Linked DNA regions of Homo sapiens: region 1 is linked to region 2. The links are chromatin contacts, found by Hi-C or POLR2A ChIA-PET in ENCODE. All regions are on one chromosome and are shown on one strand. The core of a region is the stretch at or near the end of the contact, and the rest is flanking DNA. Distances in the headings are between cores, read along the strand shown. Region 1 overlaps LOC105371019 (a long non-coding RNA gene). Region 2 overlaps MEF2A (myocyte enhancer factor 2A).

What was found. Hi-C counts contacts between places; a loop is a spot of excess contacts on that map. ChIA-PET counts read pairs that join two places held with the same protein, here RNA polymerase II (POLR2A). Pooled maps may share reads with other maps.
Region 1: a map with no recorded cell type shows a loop between it and region 2 (4-fold over the local background). The contact joins two enhancer-like sites. A Hi-C loop is called at or near these places in 2 of 168 maps with a recorded cell type or tissue (B cell and GM12878), 36 of 37 single-sample maps with no recorded cell type and 6 of 50 pooled maps. POLR2A ChIA-PET finds 5 or more read pairs at or near these places in 2 of 52 experiments (GM12878 and activated B cell).

Annotation. Positions count from the first base shown.
Region 1 is chr15:99,503,371-99,506,121 of GRCh38, reverse strand. LOC105371019 (a long non-coding RNA gene) reads left to right here. Exons shown (of 3, transcript XR_001751710.2): 2 at 2,597-2,705. Among named protein-coding and RNA genes, the nearest start is that of MEF2A, 61 kb to the left of the region's middle. RefSeq lists an enhancer at 1,426-1,555. Within about 2 kb of position 1,406, at least 5 of the 41 ENCODE cell types and tissues checked have a DNase peak (open chromatin) inside an H3K27ac peak, as active enhancers do; they include B cell and GM12878, where a contact is called at or near this core.
Region 2 is chr15:99,630,078-99,632,777 of GRCh38, reverse strand. All of the region lies in intron 2 of MEF2A (myocyte enhancer factor 2A), which reads right to left. Among named protein-coding and RNA genes, the nearest start is that of MEF2A, 65 kb to the right of the region's middle. Within about 2 kb of position 1,402, at least 7 of the 41 ENCODE cell types and tissues checked have a DNase peak (open chromatin) inside an H3K27ac peak, as active enhancers do; they include B cell and GM12878, where a contact is called at or near this core.

The sequences.
Region 1 (2,751 bases), core at 157-2,656, 130 kb after region 2:
ATACACATTCCCTTTTTTCTGCGTCCTCACCAACATCTGTGTTTTTTTGTCTTTTTACAGCCATTCTGACTGGTGTAAGATGATATCTCCTGGTTTTAAGTTGCATATAATTTACTTTTTAATTTTTTTTAATTTTAAATTACTCTTCTTCATATTGACCTACCTTTTTTTTTTTTTTTTTTTTCCTTTTTGAGACAGGGTGTCCTCTGTCACCCAGGCTGGCGTGCAGTGACACAATCACAGTTCACTGCAGTTTCCACTTCCCAGACTCAGATGATTCTCCTGCCTCAGCTTCCCAAGTAGCTGGGAGGCATGCACTACCATGCACAGCTAATTTTTGTATTTTTTGTAAAGACAGGGTTTTGCCGTGTTGACCAGGCTGATCTCAAATTCCTGGGCTCAAGCAATTGCCTACTTCAGTCTCCCGAAGTGCTGGGATTACAGGCATGAGCCACTGTCCCTGGCTGACCTGCCTTTTAATGTAAACTTATGTGTATTGCCATGAAATCACAGTTTTGAGGAATGATTTTTGTTTTAATACATCTTAAAATGAACATGTAACCATTAACATGAGAACTATATGTTGATAATAACTGTATGTTCCAACGGTGGTGTGGCATCATGTTCTAAGAAACACTGGCTTCAGGGCTTCTGAAGGAAACCATAGCCTGGACTGCCCAGACCCTGTTTTTTGGACTCTTTAATATGAGCAGCACTGATGCTTCTGCAGGAGCACTGGGGATTCTGGAATGGAGTCAGGGTGATTTTTGGACAATGTATTGACTGCAGCAAAGAGCACCTTCCTGTGCCCAGCAGGCTGCGTGAAAGCAGACTGCTCCTACCCAGTGCCAGGGCACCTAAGAGGGTGACGAATGGCAGTGGGCTGTCCCTCCAAAGCCGTGTCCAAAATGCTTTTTATGCTTGGCCACAAATTTTGTAAAAACCTATGCAGCGACTAGAGAGTAGGAAAAAAAATACCCAAATTCCCTGCTGACTCTGAGGTGCTTGTTTACAAAGTGAAACGTCCCTGGTGAATTGTTTCATTTACAATTAAATCTAACAATAAGCTATTGTGGCTAAATTAATTTCAAGCTAATTTCACAGGAACCCCATGTCCTGTATCAATTCTAAACAAAAGAGTGTGGTGTCGGGCAATATGACTCATTCTGAAGCCAGGCCTCCAGGAGGAGCTCCAGGAGGTTGATGAATAAATGCTAGGTTAAGAGAGCAATGCTCAGGTACCCTGCAGGCCAGGCACACTGCTGTGACGGGTTCTGGAAGCCCCTGTAGGTTGTGCCAGTCACGTACCAGAGACTGGCTTTCTACTGAGAGCACCAACCCCTGAGCAGCCCTTGACTGAGGCAGAGTTTTCCACTAGAACCTGGCCCGCTCTGACCACAGCCTGGAGGAGCCCGGTCCTGGCCACGAGTGTTTCTGCGTAGGGTCTTTAGTCCTATGGACACCTTGATGGGCCAAACACCTTCACAAATAGCATCCCACTTCATCCTCGCCCTGAGAAGTCCGCATGGGTCTCTCCTTTTTATGATGCAATAAGTAAGCTCAGAACCACCCCGAGTAATCATCTCAAAGCCATGTAAGAAGGAACTTTCAGAGCTAGGGTTTCCACCCAGACCTAGTGAGCCTGGTCCTTCTGTCCCTTCAGAGAAACAGTGGCCATAAAGATCCCCTACTCCATCTAGTTGGTCCCCCCCATCTCCCCACAGTGAAGATCTCTGAAGTTTATCTGGAAGCTTTTTCCTTTGAGTTTCAGATTTGACTCTGGTTCCCAATTTGGCTGATGTCAGTTACTCACATTTGAATGTGAGTGATTTTGAGAACAGACTTTGGGCCTCTCTGCTCTATGGTGGTGGGGGTGAGGAGGCCAAGGAAACCTCATCTCAGCCTCAGAAAGGGGAAGCTGAGGATGCCAGTGAGAAGCTTGGCAGGATACCTTTATTTTTAGGGGCAATGGCCACAGAGTCTTTTTCCTCATGCTGCTTTGTCAAAAGAACAGATCCGTGCACATCCCACCTTCTCTGGAACTAAGGCTCCAATGATGCATGAGTCTTCATTTTCACAAGCAATAAGCACCTGCCTGTGGGTGTTTTCAATTATGTTAGAGAATAATTCTTTCCTGGTTGGGCAACTGGTTTGGATTATTAAGATGACCTTCGAAAGAATTCACAGAGCGGGTCCTTCATAGGGTTTCTGAAGTGATGCATTTTAATTGAGATTGTTTCTGCAAAGGAAAAGATTAGGTCAGTGATACCACTCTCATGTTTCCTGTTTGCTCCCTGCCACTGTGGTCTCCTGTCTTGGCCTTCCCAAACGGGACAGGTTGTGTCTGAAGGCAAGAAGAGAACCATCGGTTGGAAAATCTGGAGTCCTGGGGAAGGAAGGCTGTGAGACGGTTTGCCTGTGTCAGGGCTTGGGGAGCATGACATTTGTGTACCTGAGCAGGATGTCATTTCCCGCTGAATAACCCGGGCACCTACCCAGCCTTTATTTTGGCCCCGACTGTGTGTTAAATGCAACCAATATCTCCTCTGAAAGCTCCTAAGAACAATCTGAATTGATGGGGCTGTTTTGTTTCCAGCCAAAGGATGCTGGTGGCATCAGCGAGGAAGGCAAACCCCGTGACCGTAAGAGCTGAACAAGGAGGCGGGAGCCATCTCTGCTGGCCAGGGTGATCGGTGCATTCAGGGGTGAGGAATGACAAGAGCAGTGCCCTGAAATATTTGTTTCTCTTCT
Region 2 (2,700 bases), core at 153-2,652:
CTGGTTAAACTAATGCAACAATAATGTTTGAGGTTTTCTCAATGTATACAATAATAGCAACAAGAGCCAAGCCTTACTGAGATTCTTCTATGTACTAGACATTTTCCTAAGCATGGACATGTCTTAACTCATTCAATCCTAATAGCAATCTATAATTATTACCTCCATTTTATAAATAGAGACACTGAGACACAGAAAAATTAAGCAATACGCCCAAGGTCACGTAGTAAGGGGCAGAGCTTGGGGTTATAAACTCAGGGAATCTGGTTCCAGCACTTCTGTTCTTCACAACACAGAATATCCTTAAAAACTTCTGATGACCTCCATACCAAACAATGAACTAATCTGGATAGCCCCAATCTGTCTTTTCAAATTCTTGCAAATTGCCCTAGCCTCCAGCCAAATCACTATTTGTCAATTCACAAAGCCACTATATACTTTCGTAAAAATATGCATTTAAATGAAACATTCCTTTGGCCATTTAATGAACACCTCCTTATCAGTCAAGATTCAGTTTGCACTTCCAGATGAAGTGAAAATCAATTTCCCTTGGTAGAATAAACCACAGCACCTTCGTGTGTGTGTGTATAAATTTTAAGTCTGCTTTCCTTCAAGACTTAAAAAATCTTTCAAGCGTTTTTTATTCCATTTATTCTGTGTAGTAGGATGACTGGAAATGATATAGTTTGTCATGTTCTGAATGATGGCTGTGTCATTTTAAAAACCTAGTGCTTTCAGACTTACATAATAAAAATACGAGGAGATGGGGGCATGAATGCTATAATACAACAGTCATAATAATACATTCCCATGGGAATTTTATGCAAGTATTTTCAATACTGTACATGTGTATCAATAAAACTTCAATTGTACTGTGCAAATCCAGTGTGTGATTAAATCTGGCTTTTGCTCAAAAGCTATAAGCCTTTCGTTTCTTATCATTTCCAGCACTAACATCAGCACAGCATTTCTTATTTATCTTCCCTCATTATTTTATTTCTTCATTGATACAAACAGTAGTTGATCATCTATTAACTGATAACCTATTAATTGTTCACCTACTTCTAATAAATGTACTTCCAAACACTGAACTATGCACAGAGGATAACATGGTCAGAAAAAAAAAAAAGGATATGATTCCTAATCTAGCAGAGTTCAGAGTCTAGTAGAAGAAAAAGACATTAATCAAACCATAATGCAAATGAGTTTGCATAATTCCAAACTAGAAAGTTCATTTATCTGAATTAAATTTATGGTTCAGGAAAGGCTCCCCTGAGGATGTGTCTCATACTCAAACTCGAGTATGAGATATACATATTAGGCAGGGAGAACAACATGTACAAAAGCCCCATGACAAAAGGGAACAGGAAACATTAGAGGAACTGAAAGATGGCTAGTCACTCGTGGGGCCCAATCAAACAGGCTGTGTTGTAGAATATTTCTTTTAACAGATCACATTGTATCCAATTCCCAATATAAACACTTGTACTGTAGTAGGCAAGAGAAATATTAATACATTTTACTACAGAGACAGTATCGCTAAGGCATGCAAGATATTTTAATGGCTGTAAGATGGATACAGTGTACTACCTTATATCACCTAAAAAATTCTTAATTCCAGAACATATTTGGGCATTTTTTGCTTTTGACAATGGTGGAGTAGTTTGCTTCAAACCAACCTTCCTTTGAGAACAACTAGAAAAGAAAAACACAAGATAATCTGTTTTATACACTAGAGAACTTTCAAAACTAGAGAATCTGCAGGGCGGAGATCTGGAAGAAATAGGTGAGACCAGTCTCTGGACTCATCTGCCTGTAGATTCCAAAACTACTGCCCGAGAGACTGAGAAAGTTAACAGAGCTTTCAAGAGACCTGTGGGCGGACATACAAAACTTGGATTTAGGGTCTGCCAAGGAGGAGCAGCCCTGGCAAACACATCAGGCATAGGGACAGACTCCAAAGAACTATACTCTAGGTATAAAGGTGAACTAGCAACAGACTAGCCCACGCAGGAAGAGAAGCACAGCTTTAAATCATCTCAATCCCTCATTCGATTAAGGCAATCCGGGCCAACTACTCTTATTGGCCTAGCTGCATACCAGTAGCAAAAGTAATTCTCAGCAGAAAGATAACATCATCTAGAAATTCACATTTTTTCACGTTTCATATAAATGTCTGGAAATCAAAATATAACCGGTCAAAACCCAACTGAAACCAAGATTTTTAAAATGGCAATAGAAACAGATTCACAGTAGATCCAGATAATGGTGTTATCAGAAAAAAGTTTAAAACAAGTTAAATGTTCAAGGAATTAAAAAGTAAAATGAAGAATTTTCATAAACAAAAAGTGGAAAACATGAAATCAAAAAATACAATTTTGAAAAAGAAGTGATGGATGGTTTTAATAATACTTTAGACACAGCTGAAGAAAGAATCAACCCAGAAGACAGGAAACAATAAAACACCTAGACTGAAGCACAAAAAGAGAATGAGAAATATAGAAAAGAATGAGAAATTACAGCACATGGAAAACGGATACAAAGTACATGTAACTGGAGTCTCAGAGGGGAGGAGAAAACATATAGGCAAGAAAAAAATATCTGAAGACATAATAGCTAAGAACTTTCAAAACTGACCAATGAGACATCGAGCCACAGATTCAAGAAGCTCTATCAATCCTCAAGCAAAATAAATACAAA